Linked DNA regions of Homo sapiens: regions 2 and 3 are each linked to region 1. A link is a contact called in ENCODE Hi-C or POLR2A ChIA-PET data. All regions are on one chromosome and are shown on one strand. Each heading gives the region's core, a stretch centred on a gene start or an enhancer-like site at or near the end of the contact. The rest is flanking DNA. Distances are from core to core; before and after follow the strand shown. Region 1 holds the start of SDCBP2-AS1 (SDCBP2 antisense RNA 1). Region 2 holds the start of PTPRA (protein tyrosine phosphatase receptor type A). Region 3 holds the start of ZCCHC3 (zinc finger CCHC-type containing 3).

Region 1 (4,375 bases), core at 975-3,474:
CAGTTCCAGACCCTGCCCTAGCCTGGCCTTTGGGGTAGAAATGACCATCCCAACAGGACAGGAATTTCCTGGGAGGGGAGGGAGTCTGGCTCTGACTTCCTTTAGACCACCTGGGGGAAGAGACCCCTTTGCTTATAGCCTTCCCCACTGTGTACACACACTATGAGATTTTTAATCTTGGGACAGTCCTGAGCAGCTATCATCTGCCAAAACATGACCTGCCACCAGGACCACGCATGAACAGCAGATGCGAAAATAAGCAGCCACTCCTGCCCTGATTTTCCTAACATTTAACCAGTAGAGCACTTATATTTTTGTCAGCTGTCCCCTGGGAGAGCAGGGAGTCAGAGATCCATTTCCTGGAAATCACTCCCGGGCCAGATCACATAACCCTTTTTCTGTGTCTGAGATCCTTTCACCACTGCCACCTTCTCTGGATCCCATCTTAGTGCTGGGATGCGGGGAAGTGAGAAAACAGGTACAGTCGTTCCTTGGGGTAGGTTCCAGGACAATGCCCCTCACTCCCCATCCCTCGGATACCAACATCCACAGCTGCTTATGTCCCTTACATAAAGTGGCATAATATTTGCATATAACTTATGCACATTCTTCTGTATACTTTAAATCATCTCTAGATTACTTACAATACCTAATGCAATGTAAATGCTAAACAAAGTTATATTTTATTTTTATTTGAATTTTTGTTGTTTTTTTTAATTTTTATTTTTAAATATTTTCTGTCTACAGTTGGTTGGATCCATGGATGTGAAACCTGGGGATAGGAAAGGCATACTGTATCCCCTGCCTTGTAGCAGCTCACAATATAATGGGGAATGGTTCCCTGCCAGCGAACATGCTGTGTTTCGTTCAATCATTCAAAACATTTGAGTGTCCACTGTGTGCCAGACGTGCTGGTCCCTCTGCTGTGCACATCATCCTCCTTGGTGTGATGCTCCTTCGAGGCTCAGTTCAGATGCTACTTCTCTGCTTGGCTTTTCCAGACTGCATGATACCCAGGCTGCCTGGCTGGGTCTTCCCATGTATTCCACCCCTGACCTGTACTGCCCCTGTTGCCAAGCTATTTATCAAATTATGTGATTAATATCTGGGTATTTTCTTACACTGGACCTCACTCATAAGGGCAGGAGCTCTGTCCCGTTCACACACGATCCTTCCCCGCCACGGCACTGCCCAGCACACATATGCTAGCAAAAATTATTTGACTGAATAAATCAGTGGTTTTCCAAGGAACAGATTGGAAATTTATGTGGGCATTTTTGGGTGTCACGAGACTGAGGGGACAGTCATATCCCTGTCGGGGGTGGGGGGGGCAGGGATATGAAACTCCTGTAATGGATGGGACAGTCCATTACAGTCACCATAACAAATGGTCCTGTCCCGCACAACTTTCAGATATCCTGCCAAACTTTCAAGTAAGCCAAAAATCCGTTATAATTGGTTGTACATACAATCACAATGAATTTTTCCCTAGTTTTAGTACACACTAGACTGTCTGGAAATGCATATATCAGGTTGGTTGTGGGGAGTTACACTTTGCTCACCATTCTGGAAAATCGCTGCCCACCCTGCTCCCCACGGGTGAGTCACCCGAACAGCATGCTCACGTCTGTGTACATGTGTAGCTGTCACAGTGACTCCGCGCTTTTATATAAATATATTTAGCCTTTGACTCAAGATGTCAGATATAAACTGTTGGCAAAATTCAGCTGAATATTGTCTTCTAGTAAACCTAAGCTGATTCCTAAGTTGGGTACAAGCGTGATCGGGTGTAAGCCAGCCTCAGCTTTTACAAAGTGAAATGCATATTCTTTTATTAGAAATTACTTTCATGTCCCTGCCTTCTCCTTATAAACAAAGGGCATCATATTGATTTTTTACCCGGGGAACCATCACCTGGGCTGCAGCCTCAGGACGAACCTGTGCCTTCCCTCTGTCTCAATTTCCTGCTTTGGGAAATAGGAGCCACAAGCCACAAACTCCATCCACCGCGCCACAGGAGCGAGGTCCAACGCAACGGTCCCTAGGGCCTGCCTCCAACCCAGCCTCAGTTTCCTATCTGTCACATCGTTCTATGATCTCGAAATGACTATAACCCCTTTCTTAGCCCCAAACCAGCCGGAAGCGACATCTTCCGGTTGCTACAGGTTACGGCGGTTGCTATGGGCTACGGCGCCTGCGCAGAAACACCGCCAAGCGACTCAGCAACTTCTAGAGCGCATGCGTTTCGCCCACCCAGGCCCGGGCGCGGTTAGGGGTGACTCCCACGATCCCTAGCGGCTGCAGAGTGGAACATGGCGGCCTCCTTGCCGCTTGCGTTACCAGAGTCCACCCGGCCTCGTGCTTTCTCCGGGCGCCCGTAGCTGGCGCCGGCATCCACAAAAATAGATCAGGTAAAGCAGCAGAGTAAGGCATAGGAAGACTTGGTCGGGCTCCGCGGCCCCTCTTTACCGGATTGGAGGCTGCGCGGGTGAAATCGAGCTTTAAACTCCCCTGGCCTCGGAACACCATTTGTAGCCTCTGAAGGAGGAGGACTTATAAGATTCTGTACTAAGGCAGCCGTGGGAAGGGAGGAGAACCAGGTCGGCCCGCGCGCTCCCGGCTGCTTTTGCTCTCCCTTTGGTTTCGAAAGCGTCAAGTCCCAAGGTATTTCCTACCAATTGTGACGTCACCCTTCCTCCCCCGTTTCTCACCCGTTTCTTGTCTGGCCGTGACTTCTGACCCAGTGTTGAGCTAAAAATGCCCCGCCCCACCCTACGCAGATTCACCCCGCGTCCCACCCACCAGTGACTGAGTGACTGGGCTTCTGCTGCCTAGGGAAGGGTTCTTGGCTTGGCCGGGCAAATCAATTCCCACAGCAAAATCAGACCGAAAGCCTGTTATGAGGGACTCAGGCAGTTGGATGTGGCGTATAGGAGGAAGGCTAGGGCAATCAGGAAGGTCTCCTGGAGGAAGGAAGAAGACCCTGACTGGGCCGTGTAGGATGGATGTTCAAGTGGGAAGAGAGTGTGCTATTCCAGGGACAGGGAGGCCCAGGCCTGAGAGTCCAGTTGCCTTCTGGATCCCGTTTACCTCGCAGATTATCCAAACTGGACTCGTGATTTTCCCCAGCTGTGCCGCGCCTCCCCAGCGGTCTCACTGAATCCACCCATGGGCTATGTCAGAAATCTGGGAGTTATCCTCAGCTCCTCCCTTTCCCTTCTGAAGCCATACCTACTTCTTGCCCTCAAATCTCTGTGACCTGACTTCTGGTAATGTTTCCATTCTCACCATCTCATTCTTCTCCACACTTATCATGAAGTTCATTTATTCCAGACTACTTTAGGTTGAGTCCTAAAAGTCAGCCTGCTAGTTCATGCCTCCATGCTTTTGCAGGTGCTATTCCCTCTGTCTTAAGAGTCATTCATGCCTTCTCTCTTTTCCTTGTTGTGAACTCTTTTTCCTCCAATTTAAAGCTTTCCCCCACCTGTACGCATGGAGATTGGCAAGCCTCCCTTCTCTAGACGACAGCATTTCTTGTATTTGCCTCTTCATCATATATTCCACAAGTGTTTGTTAATCACCTACTATGAGCAAGGCCTTCTGCATTTCCTAGGTTGGATTTCCACTGTGCTGTGTTTGTTTGCTCATCTCCCTCACTGGTCAGGAAATGTCACTCATTTGTTAACCCCCAGTGCTGAGCACAGTGCCTGGCACACAACAGGCATCCCATTACTATTTCTGAAAGGAGTGGAAAAGCAGGCACAGAGAGAAGAGAAAGCCTGATATCCTAAATATACAGTCTTTCTTCCCATGCCTGTCTGTGTTTGCAGTCAATAAGTAGAAAGTCTTTCGAAGAATAACCTGGGCCTGGAAAAGGAGAGAAACCATGGCCCTAACGAGTTAGGTTGAAAGGCTGCCTGGCTCCTATAATCTGACAGTGGAAGTTTGCTCAGTTCTGTGCTGATGGCTTCCCACAAGTAATTGGTTCCTCCGAAAGGAAAAGAACCCACCTAACCCCTCTCTCTCAGAGGAATTTTCCTCTCCCACAGCCCTTTCCAGATTTCCATCCCTGAGCTTCTGTACTTTTTGATATAAGCAATAACAACACCCACAACAAACCAATAGCTGGGCTTCGGAGATCAGCAGGGCTGACAAGGGGACTTCAGCCCCCATCTTTGAACTTAGAGTGAGAACACTCTTTGGAACACTTTGTTCCAAAGAGCTGAAGTGATGGAACTCCCACTCGTTCCTGTGGACAGCTCATCCGTCCTTTACAAGACAGTGCGCGGGAGGGAAGCGTGGGTTAGAGTGTCAGAGGAATAGCTCCTGGAAGGCCAAATTAGCCCAGGGATGTGGTGAGTCGGAATAGAAGAAG
Region 2 (4,375 bases), core at 822-3,321, 1.5 Mb after region 1:
TTCAGATAATCTCAAAGATGAACACTTACTGCAATCACTATTTCAGTTATATTAAAAATATAAGTAGCATGTCAACCCCTTCTAGGGTAATACAAATAAAAAGTAAAAAAAAACTAATCAACAAAAAGAAACATATTAAGAAATAATAGTGTAAATTAGATATAAGGCAAAAGTAAGCTGGTGGGGTTTGGTTCTAGAGCATAGGGCTGCTATCCCAGCTACTGAGGTACCTCCTGCGTTTGCAGTCATTACTTGTTAGGGGTTTTCACACTTTGACTTCCTGCTTTTCACTTTTCCATTCGGTGTTGCGGGATAGATTGAGTTTGGACTTAAGGGGATATGTGAATGTTGGGCGTGGGGAAGGATCCACCCTCACTGGGGTCTGAGCGTTAGGAGAGTAGGCGTGTGGACTCTGGGCCTTTGGGCTGGAGTGTCTATTGGTCAGAGGTGTCGGGTTCGGCCATTTCACCCTCACCTCTAGGCTGGCCCTGCTGAGAGGGAGAGAGAGTCACAACTCCCACTCAAGGAGAGACTTCCCTGCTGGGGAGGGGACGGCCTGAGGCCCGCCCCACCCATATTCCCAGGCCCTGGCTCTGGTTAGCATGGACTAACTTATTCCACAATACGGAGGAGTGGGGCACAGAGTCCCTAACTGGCGCCCCAACAGAAGGCGGTGGTGGGGACCGGAGATGGTAGGACTGGAGATGGTAGGGGCTGCTGATGTGAGCCCACAATACGGAGGAGTGGGGCACAGAGTCCCTAACTGGCGCCCCAACAGAAGGCGGTGGTGGGGACCGGAGATGGTAGGACTGGAGATGGTGGGGGCTGCTGGGAGCCCCTTTTGCGCCGCAGTGTTTCCTGCCATGAAGAGTTGCCGCCGGTCACAACCCTTCCCCGGGGGCGCCCCGAATGTGGGACTCCTTCCGGCCTGGGGTGCGTGAGGGGGACTCAGGGGTTGCCCGGTCTGGAGGAGAGACTCGCCGCCACCTACCCCGGGAACCGCAGACTCTGGGTCTGGGATAAAGCGTCCCCTACCCGCAAGCTCGGTTTGTGCGCTACTGTGCAATCTGTCTTTTGCCTGCAGACGCCCAGCCGCTCGCCCTGCGCGGGTCTCGGAATGTCCAGGGGTCCCTACTGGGGATCACAACCCGGCGAAATGTCGCATTTGCCACCACCTATCTCGACTGCGTAATCGGCTTTCAGCCGCAGACGCTCAGGTCCTGCAGCACCCGCGGGGATCCGTGTAGGAACCTGCTGCCGCTGGATGGACTGAGCGATTGCTTCGCGGGTGTCACGCACCAGACGCCGTGCCGGGAGCGCCGGGAAGGGGGTACGCGCCCCAACCCCGGCCGGGGGAGGGCGCACTCTGGCTCCTCTCTGCGTTTTGAGCCTCCCCTCCCCCGCCAGGCGTATCGCAAAAGGCACCTCCATCGCAGAGCACCATGTGTTGTGCTTCTACTCAGCTCGGTGGCGAGCGGGGCCCCAGCATGCGCATCTGGAAAGCGGGGGAGATTACCCTGGAGCTCGGGTGGGGACGGCGTGGGCTGACTTGATATAAGACGACACCCACGGAGCCAGATCCGTTCTAGGGACTTGGCAGGTTCCTCTCCCTCCCCAGTGAGATCCGTCGTTCTTTGCAGCAATTAGGGGAGGGAAAAAAAAGACCCACAGTATCACGTTTGGAGAGGGTTAGGAAGATGGCTCTCGAGTTGCAGGCCGCCCTGGTGGCTAGACATTGGTGTAGTTTGTGCCTGGCCTCGGTTTCCTGATCTGTAAACTGGGAAGAAGGCCCAAGTCATGAGGCCTGTGACTGTAGAATGGCTGAAGGCACTGGTGCACTCGCAGCCGGTCCTTCCGGGGTCCAGCTTCCCGAAGGACTGGGCAGCCCCGGGGCGAACCCCTCTGGAGCTACCAGGAGAACGTGCGACCGGGTTCGGCGCCCCAGCCGGCAAGTGAGCGCCCAGCGGAGCGCAAGGGCGGGGCCCGCGCGGGCCGGAGACGCCCGTTCGCTGTCGGCCAACCAGCGCCTGTCTCTGAACAGCCAATGAACACGCGTCTTACAGCCAAGGCCGGGTCGGGAGCGAGGCTGCGGCGAGTGCGGCGCTGACAGAGACGCGCGCGCGCGCGATCGCGCTCGGACCCCGGCCGCTGCCGCCATCACTGTCGCCCGCCCAGTCGCCCCTCAGCCGCTTCCCCTCGCCATGGAGGCGAGGCCGCCGCCGCCGCCGCGGGGCTCGGAGCCGCGGGCCGGGCGGCGGCCCTGAGGGCTAGTGGCGGCCCGAAACGCCGCCGCGGAGCCGAGGCGGAGCCGCTGTCCTCGTCCCCAGCGGTCCCGCCCAACGCCCGACTCTGTGAGTGTTCGCGGCCGCTGCGCCCGGGTGGGCTCCGGAAGGGGGAGCGGCTCCCGGGGGCGGTGGGAGGGGTCCCGGGCCACAGCCCAGAGCCCGGAGCCCGAAGCCCTAAGCCATCTTTTCCGGGTAGAAGCCTGCGGGCGCCTGCAGGTTGATTGTGCATCCTTGCGGGTCCGTCGCGGGGAGGGGGTCCCCGGAAACGTGCCGGCCCGAGTGCCGACCCCTCGCGACTGCCCAGGAACTTTGCATGCGTCCTTCTGGGACCAGGCCAGGGCACTGCCAGAGTTGATTCTCAGAGAAGAAACTTAGAACGGCGAGAACAGAATTTGCTCAGGTCCATTTAATGGGAGGAAAGAGGAAAACTCTTGGCATGAGAAAATTTGCTTTTGCAGTGACCAACTTTTCTTTCCCTTCAAGTCCACCTCCCTCGGTCCCCCGGCCCGTCTCCCAGGCCCCTCTCCTTGCCGCCCTCTCCCAACTGTTGAGGCTGTTTAAGAAGGGAAATAAGGGCTGAGAGCTGCCCAGAATTCAGAATAGGCCAATTGAGAACGCAGGTCCCCTCCCTTTTTACTTTCGGTAAATAAAAAATTTTTTTTGAAAAAATTAGTTACTAATTATATCTCCTGAAGATTAAAAAAAAAAAATAGCAGAGCAGAGTCCTGTCTTGAGGGTTTCGTTTTTATTTTTGAGATCACTGATGATATTTGTAAGACAGGAAAAGAAGAATGTGCAAATCCACCCTCTGCAGGGTGAACGCCATCAGAAGCCTTTGCTCAGGAGAGGGATTCCGGCTCTAGAACCAGTCCACATCACCCTGGAGATGGCTTCGTTTGCCACCTGCTAGCTGTGCAGGCAGCCTGAGAAACAGAAGATGGTGGGCGAGAGGAGGACTGACTAGGAAAGGGCGAACATCTTCCTGCCTGGCCACTCCTTTCAGAAACAGATCTGATGCTGTCACTTGTTTACTTAAAAACTCCCTCGCTTTTCTTTTTCCCATGGGATGAATGAAGCCTAAAATGCCTTATCAGGTCATACAAAGCCCTTGACAATCTTGCCTCAATTTACTCCTTTACTTTTAGCCTAATCGGATCCTCCAATTCTCCTTCCCCTCATCCCGCTTGCTGGCTAGTATTCAGAGCTGCTTGACTGCCCCCTCACATGTTGGGATGTTTTTGTTTTATGTGATCCTCTTTCTTCCCCACCTTTACCTGCCAAGCTCCACTTTTTCTTTTAAAGTTCTTCTCATTTGAGAAGCTTCTTGCGGGCAGGAGCTGTGTCTTGCCCACCTTTCTATCTCCCGTGGTGGGAGAATCCTCCAAGTTGTCTTGTAGATTCTTTCCAATCTCTTCTCTCTTATGCCTAGGCTCTGTTTATTTCCCGGTATCCACTTCCCAAGAGATTTTTTCGTGTTTTGAAGGCCTGCTTGGAGTACATGCCCAGGACTTTTAGTATTTCTGATTCCCGGCTTCCCCATGTCCATCCCACCCAGCCCCCATAAGCAGTCAGCAGGTGGGAACTGGTAGGTCCCATATCCCACTGGCCTCCAAAAAACTGTCTCTGAAAGACTAAAAGCCCTTCAGTCTCTTTTCACCTCTGCCTGCTCAAAGTGACCTGGCTGATACCGTGCATTGTAAGGCATGGTGGGATCCCGGGGCCTGTTCTCTGTTTAGCCACTTAACATCTGGGTGAAATACAGAACCAGAAAAACCACCCCTCTGACTTCAGTACATTCATGTGTCTTCCCTTTGCCAGGTGAATTGCTTGGGATACAAAAGTGAGGAAGTCAGTCCTTAACCTTTGAGGAACTCAGAGTCTAATGTAGGACAGGTGGATATAAATACATCACAGGTGCTATAAGATTGTGATAATAATAATAGCTATTTTTTATTTGCCTTGTGACAAGCTATGTAATGTTTTCCATGAATTCCCTCAGTCTTTTCAACAGTCATAAAAGGGCTTATTCCTACTCTACAGGGTTGGAAACTGAGGCCAAACAGTGGGCAAATGAGGGAATAGTCAAGATT
Region 3 (4,375 bases), core at 1,058-3,557, 1.0 Mb before region 1:
TAAGATTTGAAAAAAGAGACAAAACCTTCATTATTCACAGACGATATGATTGGCAATACAGAAAAGTAAAGAGATTCCAAAAACCACTGGAAATTTTTTAAGGTTTCAACTTTGTTGCCAGATATGGGGTCAGTACACAAAATTCAATCGTGTTTCCTCTAACGGACACCAACAAACCATATGTAACTTCTGATTTACAATAATTTCACTTACAATAGCAGTCAAACCACGTGGTACTTTGGAATAAATCCCCAAAAGTATGTAAGACCTTTATGAAGAAAACTATAATATTTTATTGAAATTCATAAAATAAGGCCTAAATAAGTGAGAAATCAAGTGGGGTCATTGATGGAAAGACTCCGTGTTATAAAGTGGTAATTCTGTACAAATGCAGTGCAACGCCAATTAAGATCTCATAGTTTCCTGGAACTTAGTAGGCAGGTTGTGAAATTTATATGGAGGTTCCAAATATAGCTGAGACCATCTTAAAGAAGACGAAAGAGAGAGAAGAATGTTTCCCATAAAAGAAGAAACTGGAGTTCAGATTTCTCTTTGGAAACTGAAAGATCCCCCCACAGTGGACCCTCACTTCTGGAGAGGAATATTCAGCTACAGTTGACTAGCAGTTGCCCCTTCAGATAGAATATTCGATCTCCAGTTCACCCAGTATATCTTCTACTTAAGGCACCTGCCTGACCCTTGCAGATATTTGATTATGTGATAGTTACCTGGAGTGAGGGCTTAAGATAAGAGGAATGGAAGAGATTGTTTAAAATACATCTATTGTTTGGTTGTGTAAGTATTCTCCTCATGGTGAAACTTGACCAGGCAAGTAGAAAGAATAACAGAGAAGTATGTGAATCTAAGACATTGATGTTTCTGGTAATGGTGAAGTTCCGAGTATGATCACGGGAATGCGTGGCTGAGAAGGGATAAAGGAAATGGTGCCTGAGGATATAAAGTGAGAGGACTGGAAAGTGCAAACGGCCCAAGTCAGTGGCTCCCCTGAGACCAATACCAGCAGTTGGGATGAAGGGAATCTGCCTGTTAACAAGGTTTCCTAGGATCTGATGCACAGTTCTTGATCCACGGCGTCAGAAATAAAGTGGTTAAATAAATATAAGCTACCGGCCGGGCGCGGTGGCTCACGCCTGTAACCCCAGCACTTTGGGAGGCCGAGGCGGGCGATCACGAGGTCAGGAGATCGAGACCATCCTGGCTAACACGGTGAAATCCCGTCTCTACTAAAAATACAAAAAATTAGCCAGGCGTGGTGGCGGGCGCCTGTAGTCCCAGCTACTCAGGAGGCCGAGGCAGGAGAATGGCGTGAACCCGGGAGGCGGAGCCTGCAGTGAGCCGAGATTGAGCCACTGCACTCCAGCCTGGGCGACAGACCAAGAGTCCGTCTCAAAAAAGAAAGAAAGAAAGAAATATAAGCTACCTATACGTGGGGCTGCCTATTAACTCCGCCAAGTGACTTAACTCCTGCCTCTTTATCTGTAAAATGGGCATAATTACAGCATTGTTTTTGGAAGATTCCATGTAATAAAGTCTGAAGTGTGCTTAACACAGTACTGGGAACTTAAGCAGCACTCACACTTCATCCTAAATACGACGAAAGTCTTTTCAAAAAAATAAAAATTAATGCAATATGACTTACTTGGAAATGTATCAAAAAATAAAGACCGATGAATGGATCGAGGCGTAGTGTGACAGAGTAAAATTTTAATGATAAAAAGTTAATGGTAAAATGTTCACTGTAAAACTTTCAACTTTTCTTCTTGAAAACGTGCATAATCCGACGTGGGAAAAAAAATAACGCATTGCAGTCAGTTCTGGGGAAACGGAAAGCTAAGTTTTAATTTTGCTATTGCTTTTGCTTTTTTAACAGAAAAGGTACAAAAAAGAAAAAATGGGAGAGATGTTGCCGAACTCCGTCCCGCCTGTGGGCTGTGGGCCGTTAGCAAAGCTGCTAGCATGAAATCGTCGAGCACCGCTTGCGAAACGCCAAATCCTCGAGAGCGAGGCCGGAGGCTGCCAAACCCGCGCTGGGGAAAGGGCCGCCTCCGGGCGCCCCATCCCGCTGCGGACGGAGGTGAGGTTGGAGCGAGCGCTGGCGGAAGAGAGGCTCAGCGCAGGGGGCGCAGAGCCGGCGCTGGCCAATATGCGCCGCATGTGATACCTTTGAGGGCGCGGCGGGGGAGGGTAGCGTCAAATTTCAAAAAAAAAAAAAAACCAAACCCACACAGCCCCGGCGGGCGGGCGCGCGCGATGGGCGCCCTTTGGCTGCGGGAGCGAGTGGAGGATGCTGGGAAGGAGGTAAAATGGCCACCGGCGGCGGCGCGGAGGAAGAGAGGAAACGGGGGCGGCCGCAGCTTCTGCCCCCCGCGCGGCCCGCGGCCCGGGGCGAGGAGGCCGACGGCGGCCGCGAGAAGATGGGCTGGGCCCAGGTGGTGAAGAATCTAGCCGAGAAGAAGGGCGAATTCCGCGAGCCGCGGCCGCCGCGGCGGGAGGAGGAAAGCGGCGGCGGTGGAGGGAGCGCCGGGCTCGGCGGCCCCGCGGGCCTGGCGGCGCCGGACCTCGGCGACTTCCCACCGGCTGGCCGCGGGGATCCGAAGGGCCGTCGGAGAGATCCGGCCGGCGAGGCGGTGGACCCCCGCAAAAAGAAGGGCGCTGCGGAGGCGGGCAGGAGGAAGAAGGCCGAGGCGGCGGCGGCCGCCATGGCGACCCCGGCCAGGCCCGGCGAGGCCGAGGACGCGGCCGAGCGGCCCCTCCAGGATGAGCCGGCGGCGGCGGCAGGCCCGGGCAAGGGTCGCTTCCTCGTCCGCATCTGTTTCCAGGGAGACGAGGGCGCCTGCCCGACCCGGGACTTCGTGGTAGGAGCGCTTATCCTGCGCTCCATCGGCATGGACCCGAGCGACATCTACGCGGTCATCCAGATCCCGGGCAGCCGCGAATTCGACGTGAGCTTCCGCTCAGCGGAGAAGCTGGCCCTGTTCCTACGCGTCTACGAGGAGAAGCGGGAGCAGGAGGACTGCTGGGAGAACTTTGTGGTGCTGGGGCGGAGCAAGTCCAGCTTGAAGACGCTCTTCATCCTCTTCCGGAACGAGACGGTGGACGTGGAGGACATTGTGACTTGGCTCAAGCGCCACTGCGACGTGCTGGCCGTGCCGGTGAAAGTGACCGACAGGTTTGGGATCTGGACCGGGGAGTACAAATGCGAGATCGAGCTGCGCCAGGGGGAGGGCGGGGTCAGGCACTTGCCAGGGGCCTTCTTCCTGGGGGCCGAGAGGGGCTACAGCTGGTACAAGGGGCAGCCCAAGACATGCTTTAAATGTGGTTCCCGGACCCACATGAGCGGCAGCTGCACGCAGGACAGGTGCTTCAGGTGCGGGGAGGAGGGGCACCTGAGCCCTTACTGCCGGAAGGGCATCGTGTGCAACCTCTGTGGCAAGCGAGGACACGCCTTTGCCCAGTGTCCCAAAGCAGTGCACAATTCCGTGGCAGCTCAGCTAACCGGCGTGGCCGGGCACTAAACACCCGCCTGCCTGCCAGGGTGAACACACAGCCAGCTTATCCCTCTTAAGTGCCAAAACTTTTTTTTAAACCATTTTTTATCGTTTTTGAAGGAGATCTTTTTAAAACCTACAAGAGACATCTCTCTATGCCTTCTTAAACCGAGTTTACTCCATTTCAGCCTGTTCTGAATTGGTGACTCTGTCACCAATAACGACTGCGGAGAACTGTAGCGTGCAGATGTGTTGCCCCTCCCTTTTAAAATTTTATTTTCGTTTTTCTATTGGGTATTTGTTTTGTTTCTTGTACTTTTTCTCTCTCTCCTTGCCCCCCTCCCGCCCTCCCCGCCCCATACCTTTTCTTCCCCTGGATTTTCACCCTTTGGGCTGCCTTGCTCATCTTTATGCCCCAGCACTAGGTACGGGGCCCAACACGTGGTAGGCACTCCATCAGTGTTTGCTGAATTGAAAACATTGTTGACTGTGGCTTCTATCAGAGTGTCTACCTTTTGCAGCTCTTCCCCTCCCTCATTTAATTTGCTGCTTTTAATCTACGTGGTCTGAGAATTTGTGAAACCAGTGTTGTTAGAAGTGTATATAATCTGAATCAATAAGCTCTGAATGGTGGCCAAGGGCCTCTCTTATGGCACAAAGATGCATGGACTTCATGACAGCTCTTTTGGTGGCTCAGAAGCCATTTTTTATAGAATCATGGAATCTAGAATATTCCTGCTGGAAAGAACCTGAGAGTTGGTTTGGACCAATTCCCTGGTTTTCCAGCAGATGAAACAGGCCCAAAGAGGTTAAATGACTGGGTGAAAATCACATAGCTGTCTGGTGCCAGAGCCAGCCTATAGTAG

Evidence for each region. Hi-C counts contacts between places; a loop is a spot of excess contacts on that map. ChIA-PET counts read pairs that join two places held with the same protein, here RNA polymerase II (POLR2A). Pooled maps may share reads with other maps.
Region 2: a map of B cell shows a loop between it and region 1 (20-fold over the local background). The contact joins the promoter of PTPRA here to the promoter of SDCBP2-AS1 in region 1. A Hi-C loop is called at or near these places in 1 of 168 maps with a recorded cell type or tissue (B cell) and 4 of 50 pooled maps. POLR2A ChIA-PET finds 5 or more read pairs at or near these places in 1 of 52 experiments (activated naive CD4-positive, alpha-beta T cell).
Region 3: a loop to region 1 is called in a map of gastrocnemius medialis, with 5 times the contacts of the local background. The contact joins the promoter of ZCCHC3 here to the promoter of SDCBP2-AS1 in region 1. A Hi-C loop is called at or near these places in 1 of 168 maps with a recorded cell type or tissue (gastrocnemius medialis), 1 of 37 single-sample maps with no recorded cell type and 13 of 50 pooled maps.

Annotation. Positions count from the first base shown.
Region 1 is chr20:1,323,119-1,327,493 of GRCh38, forward strand. It overlaps SDCBP2-AS1 (SDCBP2 antisense RNA 1), which reads left to right and starts at 2,225. Exons shown (of 3, transcript NR_040049.1): 1 at 2,225-2,411. All of the region lies in intron 1 of SDCBP2 (syndecan binding protein 2), which reads right to left. The region is part of intron 2 of FKBP1A-SDCBP2 (FKBP1A-SDCBP2 readthrough (NMD candidate)); the gene reads right to left. LOC124904856 (a long non-coding RNA gene) reads left to right here. Exons shown (of 2, transcript XR_007067487.1): 2 at 748-1,251. RefSeq lists enhancers at 2,287-2,516, 2,507-2,801.
Region 2 is chr20:2,871,410-2,875,784 of GRCh38, forward strand. It overlaps PTPRA (protein tyrosine phosphatase receptor type A), which reads left to right and starts at 2,072. Exons shown (of 24, transcript NM_001385305.1): 1 at 2,072-2,351. RefSeq lists enhancers at 188-819, 820-1,449, 1,450-2,081, 2,082-2,711 and silencers at 1,196-1,335, 1,956-2,025, 2,206-2,255, 2,266-2,545.
Region 3 is chr20:295,263-299,637 of GRCh38, forward strand. It overlaps ZCCHC3 (zinc finger CCHC-type containing 3), which reads left to right and starts at 2,308. Exons shown (of 1, transcript NM_033089.7): 1 at 2,308-4,375. The coding sequence starts at 2,325. The coding sequence ends at 3,536. RefSeq lists silencers at 2,412-2,501, 2,682-2,751.